2 separate regions of the Homo sapiens genome follow, and region 2 is linked to region 1. A link is a contact called in ENCODE Hi-C or POLR2A ChIA-PET data. All regions are on one chromosome and are shown on one strand. Each heading gives the region's core, a stretch centred on a gene start or an enhancer-like site at or near the end of the contact. The rest is flanking DNA. Distances are from core to core; before and after follow the strand shown. Region 1 has its middle 110 kb from the start of UCHL1. Region 2 has its middle 34 kb from the start of LIMCH1.

Region 1 (6,841 bases), core at 3,807-6,306:
TTCCATTTTCCCATCTGTAAAACGGCCATAAACAGTGCTTGCTTGAGAAGTATCTTATATATCAGGCACTGTGCTGGGTGTTTGTTCTATACACAATATACCACCTCATGCAAGCACCTACACTACCACTCAAGCAAGCTCCTAGACTACCGCTTGTACATGGTAAGTGTTCCAGAAGTGTGTTTGCTGTTATTTTTATTTGGCACTGAACTAGCCATTTTTATCACTATTATCACACTCTGTCAACTCTAACAGCATAATGAATCAGGCTTCTACTTGTCACTGGCCCCTCCTATTTATGACATCTTGCATGGTCCCTTAGGGAAAAAGGTGGCAACCTCATCTGTTGGCTGATGACAACATTCAGCTCCACAGGCAACTTTTTTTTTAATTTTCCATAGGAAAAGAAGAGGGGATGCTATTTCTCAGTGCTCCCATTGGGTCATGACAATTAACAGTCACAGCCGTGGCCATTTATTGATACCATGGATACCAGCTACTAGTCAGTTATTTTGGGTTTTTTTCCTTTAAAAATACCTGTCTAATAAGAACTCATACAGGTGACCACTATAATAAAAATTCTTCCATTTCTTTTTAGATTCACTATCATTGGAAGTGCTCTATCTTTCCCTCATCCTAAGAAGTGGGAATTAGCTAGACTTCTATAACAGGTGAAAGAGAGGTTTGCTTTGACTTAGGGAAAGAAAGAGAAGGTGAGAGCCCTAAGGCCGAATGCTGGGGGCATGTTTATTTAAAGAAAAGAGATGTCTGCTCTCCCGCCTTGCAGCCAGGAACTCCAACGAGCCCTGACCCAGTCTAACTTGAGGGGAGGGTTAGCACCCTAAAGAATATCTTCACCCAAGGGCCAACAGAGAAATCACCCTCCGAGTGTCCAATCACTGACTGTCTCCAGGCAACTATTGGGTAAACTGCTTTTTTTAATCACTACAAAACACACACACACACACACACTTTGCTTCCTGTCAGGGCAGCAACAGAGTCTATTTTCTCTGCCACAGCCAAGTCCAAGTGCCAATCAGGCAACCGTAGCTGGGCACAGACTCACTGAGAAAGCGCTCAGGCAGTGGGGAAATGTGGCTGTGAGGCCCTAGTGAGGAACAGCCTGGCTGAAACAAGGAGGGAACAGGGTGATGACTAAGACGCAGTCCTTGGCCACAGGGCTCTGGGGTTCACCAAAGGAGGCAAATCCCCCCACCACACACACACACAAAAAAAATTCGTGATAGTAAAATACAGCAACTTTTCTAAAAAAAAGGCAAAAACTGAGGCTCAGGTGTGTACAAAGAAGGGAAGGATTAATGAGCTTAGAGGAATCAGGGACCATGCTGCAGAGGCAGTCGGGTTTAAGCTCTATCTTGAAAGGATTTGTCCCTGGAGAAGTGGAGAAGGGGCATTCCAGGTTGTGGCTACCCCAATAGCCATTCTCCCCTTTTTCCTGAGGAATACAACTCAAGAATATTATCTGAGCATTACTCCTGCCTGGGGTAAAAGATCCTTCTCCAGAGTCTCTCCTATATACAGAAAGGGCCATGTTCCTGAAGTTCTGGGCAATAAAATAGTAGCCAGTATGTCAGAAAGGGTTTCCCAGAAGCCACCTTATATGGGAAGGATGCACTCTTCACTTTCCTTGCCTCCATCCAGCTTCCTGGAAAGGTGATGTGATCACGACTCTCCAGCAGCCATGTTAGACTGGGAAGATGGGGGAGGGGGTCTAAGAATGGTAGTTCAAGTGTTGAAAGGAATCTCAGTCAAGGACCTCCAGGGTTTACAATTTATGAGGATCCCAAAGGGCACCTGGCTTTAGTAGTTTATAAAGCCCCCTCTTTTGGAAGAATTTGGGAAAAGTTCCCAAATGAGAAGACATCTGTGGGTCACCACCCTAAGTCTCACACAAAATGGCTCTCTTCCCTCACTGAAAAGCAAGCAGGTTTCCCGCAGCCCCTTCCTGCTAAGAGTGGAGTACAGCCTCTACAGCCTCTATTTTGTCCAAGAATTTTAATCCAGAGTCTAGGCTCAAACACAAATCCCAAAGTCCTCTCCGCATTTTTCTTAGAAGAGTTCTTATCTGTGCCTCAGATGTAAAATGGACAGTGGATCATCATGCAAACTCTGAGTGGCCTGCAAGGAATATTCAAGAACTTCCGAGGCAGGTACCTTCACCCCCTGCCCTACCACCAACACATATCTACCTTCAATAGACCTAGAGAAATTTAAGAGTGTTTCTACCCTACCTTGTTTCAAAACACAATCATAATAAAAGTATGTGTAGCATCCAACGCAAGCCCTTTTCTCAATAAATCATCATCAATCAAATTCTCCTGCTTAGAATTCTTCCGTGGTCTTAGCTTAAATCTTATTTTCACTAAGAATCCTTGTCTTTTTAAAGAGTGCTTTTCTCTTAATCCCCCCTGCCCCATTCTTTGTCTTCATAGTATGTATTCCAAATCGTAATTATATATGTATTGTTTAATCTCTCTGTCCCCCTGCCACATTGTATATTTCATGAGGGCAGGAAGTATGTTTATTTTGTTCATTACCTAACACCATGCCTAACACTATGCTGCACATTGTTGGAGCTCAGTAAACACTTTTCAGGAAATAATTTTTGAAAGCACACTTTCACACATTAAAATATTAATGCTTATTTTTGCCACTGTTTATACTGAAGCAAACTTACAAATGAGTGATAGCCAAGTCTCCCAAATAATTATTTTCATATTTTAACAATTTGACTGAGCTTATTGTCGCTTTCATTCCATTTCAATTGGAATAAGATATTCAATTAAAATAAAATAATTGTTCAAAATATTTTTTAAACACTTCTGAGGGGAGAAAAAGATAGCTATGTACTCATTGCAATAAATATAACTTCAGTTCCTCACTTGGTGCAGACCCATTTGGTGAACATACTTGGCAAAAAAATAAGGCTGAGGAATTTTTTTTAACAGTTTTCAGTCATGGAAATGAAAAAGCTACAAGTCCTTCTGTTCTTGACCTTGATTTCTTTTTTTTTTTTTTTTTTTTATGATGGAGTCTCGCACTGCCGCCCAGGCTGGAGTGCAGTGGCGCGATTTTGGCTCACTGCAAGTTCCGCCTCCCAGGTTCACACCATTCTCCTGTTTCAGCGTTCCGAGTAGCTGGGACTACAGGTGCCTGCCACCACGCCCGGATGATTTTTCTTTCCTTTTTTTTTTTTTTTTTTTTTTGGATTTTTAGTAGAGACAGGGTTTCACTGTGTTAGCCAGAATGGTCTGGATCTCCAAACCTCATGATCCACCAGCCTTGGCCTCCCATAGTGCTGGGATTACAGGCGTGAGCCACCGCACCTAGCCGACCTTGATTTTAAAAGCAAGTGCAGGTGTATTCCTCCATGGCCTCCTAATGGGCTATCTAGGGGTGAATGGGTGGGGCAGTCCCTAACTTACACTGACCAGGAGGCCAAGCTGCAGCCTCCAACAGCCACACTAGAGTAACTCTCACAGGCAAAATGCAGGACAGTGGAAACATGGAGCTTTCCCAACCTAACCAATATTTTATTCTTAAGGTCTCAGCATAGAGCACAGTTTTGCTGACAGTGGGAAAAGGTATCAGCCAAGTTATTTCTTAGGTGCATTTTATATGACTATATCATCTGTCCTTTTCCTGATGCCAAAGGTAATTCCCTGAGATACACTAGCCATCCTGATATGGTTTGGCTCTGTGTCCCCACCCAAATCTCATCTCAAGTTGTAATCCCCACATGTCAGGACAGGGAGCCTGCAGGGAGATGACTGGATCACGGGGGCGGTTACCCCATGCTGTTCTCATGATGGTGAGTGAGTTCTCATGAGAGCTAATGGTTTTAAAAGCATTTGGCAGTTCCCTCTTCGCTTGCTCTCTCTCTCCTGCCACCATATGAGACCTGTCTTGCTTCCCCTTTGCCTTCCATCATAATTATAAGTTTCTTGAGGCCTCCCCAGCCACGTGGAACTGTAAGTCAGTTAAACCTCCTTTCTTTATAAATTACCCAGTCTCAGGTCGTATCTTTATGGCAGTATGTAAATGAACTAATACACATCCCATCAGGGTTAGATGCATGGGCATCTCTTTGGAAGTGTTGTTTTCAATATTGCAAACATGGAATTTTATCACAGCAGAACTGAATTCCACGGCATCATTCCTCCTTGAAATATAACATCTTATGTCCAGACAGAAGTCTTTCCAATATTCTATCATTTTTTTAAGAACTATTTTTCCCCTATATTATCTTTAGCCCTCTAGTTTAGGCTATTTTTATATTTCTCAATCACTTAAAACCAAAGTTCTATTATCCCTTCCTTTCCTGATTTAATAGCACTGAAGTCATCCTTTTATCTACCCTACCCTTCCTCCAAAAAAGATCATATCTGATACCTTTCTTCTGCCTCAGATGTAAACACACACACATCCTAAGGAACATATGAGGTGTTCTATTATAAAATTGTATTGTACTTTTTAAAAAATCTCAGAACAGTGAACTGGGCTTAAAAGGAAAACCTAATTCCAGTAAGAACAGTTTGGTCAAAAATCAACCAGTGTTAACTGATTCTGTCCTGAATCATGAAAATCAAGGCCAAAATACAAAATACAAAATGTATTTTGCGCCACTTCGAGGGGCCAACTGTACATAGACTTTAGCAGGCACATAATAAGCACCCAATAAATAGTACCTTTTATCATCAGCAACATCAGCATCATTAACATAATTTTTATCATCATGTTATCCCCCAACTATGATGCTTTTAAGCTTCAGAATGGTCTAAAGCAAAAAGAGAAGCTGCCAGGCCAATTTCTAGTACTCCTAGAGCTGCCTAGTCCCACCTAGCACTGACTGCCACTCACAGAATCAAGGCCAACTGTCTACATCATGGCTCTATTGTCATCCATCAGCAGAGAGCTGGAGGCCAAGAGACCCAGTGGCTGAGAACACATGCTCAGCCTTCCCTTTCTTGGTAGCCAGTGCTCAGTCTGCCCTTTGGAGCTCGCCTGATGCAACTGGTTTCCAGGGAGATGCCGGGGCAAGAAGTGCCAGCTCCACCTCCCATTCCGCATCCCCTTTCCCCAAATCTGTGGGACCTCACTGTTTTCCTACCATGTGACAGCATTGTGTCATAGCTGCTCTTGTATACAAACAAGCTAGACTATTTAAATGTCATTGTGAGAAAGATGCCGCCTGCTCTCATTTACATATCTATTCAGACCACTACTCCTTCCTTGATCTAGCCAGAAAAGTTTTTTCTTCCTCTTCCTTGGCAACTTATGCAAAGCTGGAGGACCATCTGCAAAGTTAACTACCTGTTGGGATAAAAAGATGTTAAGAATCTAGTCCCTACAGAGGTGGAGAATTAGAATGACTACATGTATAACTTATGGTATTACATCACAAAAGTCATATGTTACTGGCCATTAAATGCTAAATTATCTCAAAAGCTATTCATAAATTTTCCCTACTGCCAAACAACACAAGCATCTTTTGGTCTTGGAGAGCTATGATACCCTCAGTGTTTTTAATCTTCAGAATTAGGTCCCAGCTGAATAAGAAAACAATTCTATGTGGGCAGCAGGGAATGAACCAAAATGAGAAACTGATCCCTTCCAGCACTAGTTCTCACTCTTGTGAAGTATGGATTAGGTCACAAATAAGATTGTATTCATCACCAAGCCCCATGGGCACACTCTGATTGAAGGTAAAGGAGTCCAGGAACTTCTCAAGTTGAGAAATAAGGCTGAGTTGGGTTGAAATTTCCAGTCCCTCCCTAAAGGCCTGGGAACCTGTTCCAAATCATAACCGAAACCAAGTCGAAGGACATCTGTTTCTTCAGAAAGTGTTTGGCACTGAAAAGAAGAACCACAGATTAGAACAGATAAATATTGTTGTGGGTGGTGAGGCCAAGAGAAGCGGGGAATCAGGAAAATCAGAGTCATCTAACCTACTAATAAACTCTTGTAACTCAATAAATACCACCAAAAAAAAAGAAGGAAATAATAAAAGGGAGGAAGAGGGAAAGAAAATCAATGGAAGAATTCTTCTTATTCCTAGCAGGAGTTGACACAACCTCAGTGAATAAAATTCTGCTGCATTTAGATGAATATTTGGACCCATTATTTGTATAATGATTTAATATTAGATCATCTACAAGAACAAGAGGAGAGGCATTGAGCATTCTGCTTGGAGTTTGGTAACAAAGATTATACATTAAACTTACATATTCAGCATAATATTGAAGAATAATTTTCTAAGCTTTGATGGACTACCAAGATCACTTTATGAGTAGATATTAAAGGTTTTTCTCTGATCCCCAAGTCACTTTTAGTGCAAATTAGAGTGACATGTAGCATCTAGTTAACTTCGACTCCAGGTATCCAGAGTTAACAGAGTGAGATAATAGGATGAAATCAGTAGGCAATTGAATCATATTTTCTACCCGGGAAATCTGGTGTTCTGAATCATTTCTTTCAAAATCAACCTTAGTTGTTATTAACAACAGAAAAAAACAATAGCAATAGCAGTAGTAGTAATAATTATCATAATGATAATAGTAGTAGTAAAAGTAACAGCAGTGGTAATAATAATGGTAATAATACTACTAACCATACTTACACAGCACTTCCTATGTACTGGGCACTGTTCTAAGCATTTTAAATATATTAATTGATTTAATCCTGACAGCACTCCTATGAAATAGGTGAGCTGTTATTAGTATCCTGTTTTACAGATGCTCTCAATAATAACTCTTAGTCATTTTTGTTGTTGCTAACAACTAGAGCTATCTTCCAAAGAAATCATTTGGAACCACAGTAA
Region 2 (6,291 bases), core at 867-3,366, 140 kb before region 1:
TTTGCTCTAATGAGGTGACTCTTGGTAGGCTCCTAGATGGAGGCTGGTTACCAGAAAGACCAAGCTACGATTAGAAGCTTGGAACTTCTAGCCCCACTCCCATCCTCCAGGAAGGGGAGAGAGGCTGGAAATGGAATTAACAACCAATCATGCCTAAGTGACAAAGCCTCCATAAAAATCCCGGTTTCAATCCCTCTGTTTCAAGAGTCTGAAGATATACTGGGTTGCTGGGCGTGTGGAGGTGCTGGGAGGATGGACCAACAAGAAAGGGATGAAAACCCTATTCCCTTGGCCCCACGCCTTCCCCTCTGCATCTTCCATTTGGCTGTTCATGTGTACCCTTTATCAGATCCTTTAGAATAAATCCATAAATACACGGATGTACCCCGGAGTTCTGTGAGCCATTCTGATAAATATTCAAACCCAAGAAGGAGGCCATGAGAGCCTCCAATTTGTAGCCAAGTGGACAGAAGTTGTGGATCACCTGAGGACCTGTTATTTGCAACTGGCATCTAAATGAGGGGTGGGGGCAGTCTTGTGGGACTGAGCCCTTAACCTGTGTAGTCTGTATTATCTCCAGTTAGTGTCGAGATTAAGTTAAACTTTAAGATAACCAGCTGGTATTGGAGAATTGGTCATTATGAGGGATAAAAACCACACATTTTTGTGACCAGAGTGTTATGAAAGTATAAAGAAAGAAAAAACTACTTGTTTTTCTCTATAAAGATGATTTTCCCTTTCCCTCAACCTATTCTTAATAGTCAATTAATATTATATCTCCCCAATTAACTGTCTCCCAAGTCATAACAGTATCCTCATTTAACCTCTTATTAAATCTTGGAGATTAAATCTTTGTTGGTTTTACATTTACTCGTACACTGGTTTACACTGTAACTTAACTGCTCTGTGTGTGTGGGTCCAGTCCCCAAGCACATCATAAAACTTTTGAAGATCATGTCTTACATTCTGTTTTTATGCCTCTTGGTGCCTAATTTGGTGCTATGCAGCACATGGTCGATAGCCAACAATTCCTCCATGTGATAAAATGTCTCCACACAAAGTTACACCATCAACCCTCAACCTGTCCTACAAGACTAGGACACATCCGTGACACACCACATCTCATGCTGAAATCATGACAAGAATCTAAGGCCAGACCTCCTTCTGACAAGCAGCTCATTTATCAGTGATGATAGAATAAGTGTTTGCCAACAGATTTCTTATCTTTGGAAAATCATTTCAGCAACACAGGAACTGAGACAAAAATCCACTAAGACATTCTTTATTGGTCACTTATTTGTAGATTAACATACTCACACTTTCATTTCATGACAATACGTTTGCAAAACAAAACTTTTAAGTTCAGTTCTATGACTCCTAGGAAGATGGAATTTGTAATAGAGAATCTTACACTTGAAGAAAGCAAATACATCCATCCTTTGGTCTCCCAGTCTTTAGGGATGGGTCTGTTGTTTATACAAAGTGTGTGTGTGTGTGTGTGTGTGTGTGTGTGTGTGTGTGTGTGTCAGAAACACAGAGAGAGAGAATAATACTGACTAAGACTGGGAGAAAGTTAAAGGCAGTCATTGATGATCAGGTGGCCTAGGTAGAAATCTTATAACTTGGTCTCAATCTATTCACCAAGTGTTTCTATAGATGGATTATTTGCTACACCAGTGTCCAATGAGTGAAATACAAAGACAAAGGGTCTTCAAGAAAGCTCTCAATCCGGTACAAAGATGGGACAAAGAGGTAGAGCTCTATAATAGCACTAAAGTGGAGTTGTGTATGGGTACTTAGCAGCCAGACAAGAACCTATTAACACTGCCTAGAAGGTTCTGGAACAGCTTCCCAGAGAAGAAAACCACAACAGACTGGATGGATGGGAGAAAATGACATCACCACAGAGGTCAGGGTTATTGTTTTCAAAACAATCACTCTAGTCCCCAAGCTCTGCCAGCCAAAGTTCATTATTCACACATGATCAAGTTTGTAAGGGACCCAAATTTTCTTGCCCAGTTTTTGATCACAAGCTAGATGAGAGAAGCTAGAAAGTATAATCCAAATGCCTTCATCCCGTGGCTTGCTGGCAGCCCAAGGGAGCGAGCCACTGGGTGCACAGTGACACAGAGTTGCAATGACTATGTCATATTCATAATTGACTTTTGGACTATTTCCAAAAACAATAATAAGAACAGCCAGTGGTACAGGGTGCCAAGCAAGTGCCAGATGCTATGCTGAGTGCTTGACTGTATTCTCTCACTGGAATCTCCTAGAAACCTCAAGAAGTAGTAATTTCTCTGTTACATAGACGAACGGGGGAAAGTTAACATTTAAGTGCCTGCTATGTTCCAAACACTGAACAAAGAATTTTATACATATTTTCAATTCATTTTATCCTCAGAACAATCCTATATGGATTTTTACAATTATGATCTGTTTTTATAGATAAAAGTAAACTGGGGGACTCAAAGAGGTTAGGTTACTAGCCTAAGGATACACAGGAGGCAAATCTAGGATCTGCTCCATCTACTAGGTTGAACCCTAGGAAATCACATTATCTGACTATTTTTTGGTCTATTGACACAATTTCATAGGATTTAATGAAGGAATTCCAAAATCCATTCACTTTCCACTATACTCTCTCATAAAAGGGTTTGAACTGGCTTTTGTTAAATATATGTCCTTAGATAGTAACAAAAATGGAAGAAAGGAGTGGGGAAAATGATAAGCAAACCAGAGAATAAGGGAGAGCATATCAGTAAGAATCAAGGTAAGAAAATAAACACAGTCATACACTCACTGAAACTTGGCTTTGCATTTCTCTATGCGCAAGCTACAAATAGCCATGAAGAGTATCTGCATACTGCCATTGCCAGGGAGCATTTGGGAATCTGAAGGTGAGTATGGGGTTGCTCCCACGAGTGGGAAGCACCACTGGCTTGAAGTGAGCAGGGCAGAGGAGGTGAATTATCTGCAATGAGTGGAACTGCTCAGATGCAAAAAGGAATTGTTCTGATGACATCAATAGCATCCCTGTGGAGACACAGGAGCTCATCAATTTCAAAACCTACCTAGGATGTTTGAACAGCTCCACAGGGATCCCATTGACTGGGGCTCCCCTAGACCTCCTGGAAGAAATGGTTAAAGAAACACTAGGAAACTCAGAATGAAGAGATATCAGGACTAATGCCAGGGAAGCAAACATTAACCCCAACCCCTGGAAAGAAAGGTCTGAAGTATGCAGAGACAGACCCTGAGGTTGGACAGAGCTGAAAATGGAGGGGCCTTATTCTAGGAGACAGCAAATGGTTGTGAGGAGAAACTGAACTGGATAGCTCCAAGGTCTCCTGTCCACTCTCAGAGAATTGGTGCCAAGTTATTCAGTAGGGGGTACTATAAATTAAAAGGAGAAAGTACAGACTACTCAGAGGATCACCTGTCTAAGATTTGCTCAAAGAGCTGTCATTGGGAGAGAGGTCTCTCTCGCAACTCCAAGTGCTCGGAGGCAGAAGAGTTGGGAAACGTGGCAGCCACATCAGAAAAATGGCAGCTCCTGGAAGCATCAGCCCAAACCCCTAGAGAGGGAGGTAAAAAGGCTGGGAGGAAGCTCAGAGCAAGGGCAGTTATCACTTGAGGGCTGAGGGAACCGACTGGTAGAGGACAAAGCCTGCTTCTCAGGAGAGAGGCTTTTCTCCGGCAACACTCCCAAGGAAGGAGTGATCTATAGATTTTGGTGGCCTCAGTTTTACCTCACCAAGGTAACTCACTCCATAGTTTAGAGAGGATAGGGATAAAGGAATGGACTCCTGACAGGACAGGTCTGAAAACGTAAGTCCCTCCAAAGCATCCTTCTCTGAACACACCCCTATGTAAGTCTAACCAAGGCCTCAAAGAGACCTAATAAACCTTTCACACCACTCTTAAGCTCACCTTTTCTCCACTAGAAGTTCCAAAGGCTGTCTGTCCTGGTTGGATGGAAGAGTCCCTCAGCGGGCCTGTATTGGTTTTGTTGGTCTAATAGTCATTCCTTCTTCTTTGATAACAGCTTCTTAATTTCCACTTGAGCAACTTTCCTCCCCAACTCTCCAGGAATAGTAGGGCAGTTGTAGGGTAGGGCAGACTGTGGAGAGCGCCCATGCTACGTCCTGGCTCCAAGCAAGGGCAAATCCAGACCTGGCCATTCGGTTAATTCCGAGATGAGCACCAGGCCCAATTCACGTCAATAAAGGGCAGGCACCAGGACTTCTACTGGAATTACTCCAAAAAAGTATCTCTTTTTTCCTGCTGGGATTGCAAAGCTAGTAAAATATAAGCTAAAAGCTAATAGTAGCCAACTTTGTCACCATATGGGAAAACTTACCCAAAGACAAAGTCAATAAAGAAGAAAGCAGAGGCAAGAGATGGATGGATGGATGGATGGATGGATGGATGGATGGATGGATGGATGGACAGACAGACCAGTCAGATAACACAATTCAAGCATGGTTATATAGTTATGTCTGTACCTGGGGTGTGTGTGTGTGTGTGTGTGTGTGTGTGTGATTTACCTCCGTGCTTATTCACATAAACCAATCACATCCCATTTTTGTTTAAACTGGTTTCAGTTGCATTTCTATCACTGACAACAACAAAAATTCTCACTAGCAAACTTCAACTCAACCCCCAACCCGACCACCAAAAAAACCTCATCTTTAAATGTAGACCTAACTCATTTTGACACATCTCTACAAGTAGGAAATGAGGAAAGTGAAAAAAGAATTCTATACCAGTATGAAAAAAAGCTCAACATCACGGATGATTAGAGAAATGCAAATCAAAACCACAATGAGATATCGTCTCACGCCAGTCAGAATAGTGATTATTAAAAAGTCAAACAATAGATGCTGGTGAGGTTGCAGAGAAAAAGGAATGCTTTACACTGTTGGTGGGAACGTAGATTAGTTCAACTACTGTGGTAGATAGTGTGGCGATTCCTCAGAGATCTAGAAGCAGAAATATCATTTGACCCAGCGATCCCATTACTGGGTATATACCCAAAGGAATATAAATCATTCTATTATAAAGATACAGGCACGCATATGTTCATTGCAGCACTATTCACAATAGCGAAGAATGGAATCAATCCAAATGCCCATCAGTGATAGACTGGATAAAGAAAATGTGGTACAGATACACCATGGAATACTATGCAGCCATAAAAAGGAATGAAATTATATCCTTTGCAGAGACATGGATGGAGCTGGAAGCCATAATCCTCAACAAACTAACTCAAGAACAGAAAACCAAACACCACATCTTCTCACTTATAAGGGGGAGCTGAATGATGAGACCACATGGACAATAGGGGGAACAACACACACTGGGGCCTGTCAGTGTGGCAGGGGGAAGTCATTGGGGGAGGGAGAGCATCAGGAAGAATAGCTCATGGATGCTGGGCTTAATACCTGGGTGATGGGTTGATCTATGCAGCAAACCACCATGGCACACATTTACCTATGTAACAAACCTGCATATCCTGCACACGTACCCTGGAACTTAAAATAAAAATTGAAGGTTTTTTTTAAAAAAAAAAAAAAAAAAAAAAAAAAAAAGGATTCTACACCGGGAGATGAGAGTGAAAATGCCATTGATTTTAAACCCGCCTTCCTGATTCTAAATTAAGATTCCCACTAAAGATTTAATACAGTGGACAAGGGAATTAATTTGTCTTCTATTGTTTTCTATAATTCAGTAATTGTGCCTCATCACCAGGAAAAGGGTATTTTCCAGTTACTTTCATTTATACTTTAGAGACAAAATATAAGGAAGCCTGTCCCTTCTCTAGAATGACCCCACCAAAAAAACTGAAATATTTCATAGAATTATCCCTAAACAGGCAACATGAGAGCAGAAGAAACAAAAGAAGGGCTGGAATACCTCTGTCTCCTTTTGATGTGGCGACTAGATGACTTATCTCTACAAGGCTTATCAATTCTTGATTTCAGCATCAAGCAATACCAAAAAGTGAGGGAATCTTTTCGGCCTTCTAAGCCAATTACACCACTTCATGTTCACAAATAGAAATATGTCTTTCATACAGCTCTGGTCAAAAGACATGAGATTCTAAAACACTTAAGAATTCATTTCCTTAAGGTTCTTGCAGTGAATGCTTCAGATCAGATAGAAAATGGTAAGCCACTAGCAGGCTCTTTCTCATCCACATATATCTATGCTTTCAAAGAAATAATCTTTACTATAACTAACTTAAAAATATTGAAGGTTCCCTGTAGAACTAACTCATGTGTGGTC

What was found. Hi-C counts contacts between places; a loop is a spot of excess contacts on that map. ChIA-PET counts read pairs that join two places held with the same protein, here RNA polymerase II (POLR2A). Pooled maps may share reads with other maps.
Region 2: a loop to region 1 is called in a map of Calu3, with 6 times the contacts of the local background. The contact joins two enhancer-like sites. A Hi-C loop is called at or near these places in 7 of 168 maps with a recorded cell type or tissue (Calu3, PC-9, aorta and 4 more) and 10 of 50 pooled maps. POLR2A ChIA-PET finds 5 or more read pairs at or near these places in 1 of 52 experiments (WTC11).

Annotation. Positions count from the first base shown.
Region 1 is chr4:41,364,071-41,370,911 of GRCh38, reverse strand. It overlaps a transcript of LIMCH1 not described here. Among named protein-coding and RNA genes, the nearest start is that of UCHL1, 110 kb to the right of the region's middle. Within about 2 kb of position 5,056, at least 2 of the 41 ENCODE cell types and tissues checked have a DNase peak (open chromatin) inside an H3K27ac peak, as active enhancers do; they include ascending aorta and dorsolateral prefrontal cortex, where a contact is called at or near this core.
Region 2 is chr4:41,501,161-41,507,451 of GRCh38, reverse strand. It overlaps a transcript of LIMCH1 not described here. Among named protein-coding and RNA genes, the nearest start is that of LIMCH1, 34 kb to the left of the region's middle. Within about 2 kb of position 2,116, at least 7 of the 41 ENCODE cell types and tissues checked have a DNase peak (open chromatin) inside an H3K27ac peak, as active enhancers do; they include ascending aorta and dorsolateral prefrontal cortex, where a contact is called at or near this core.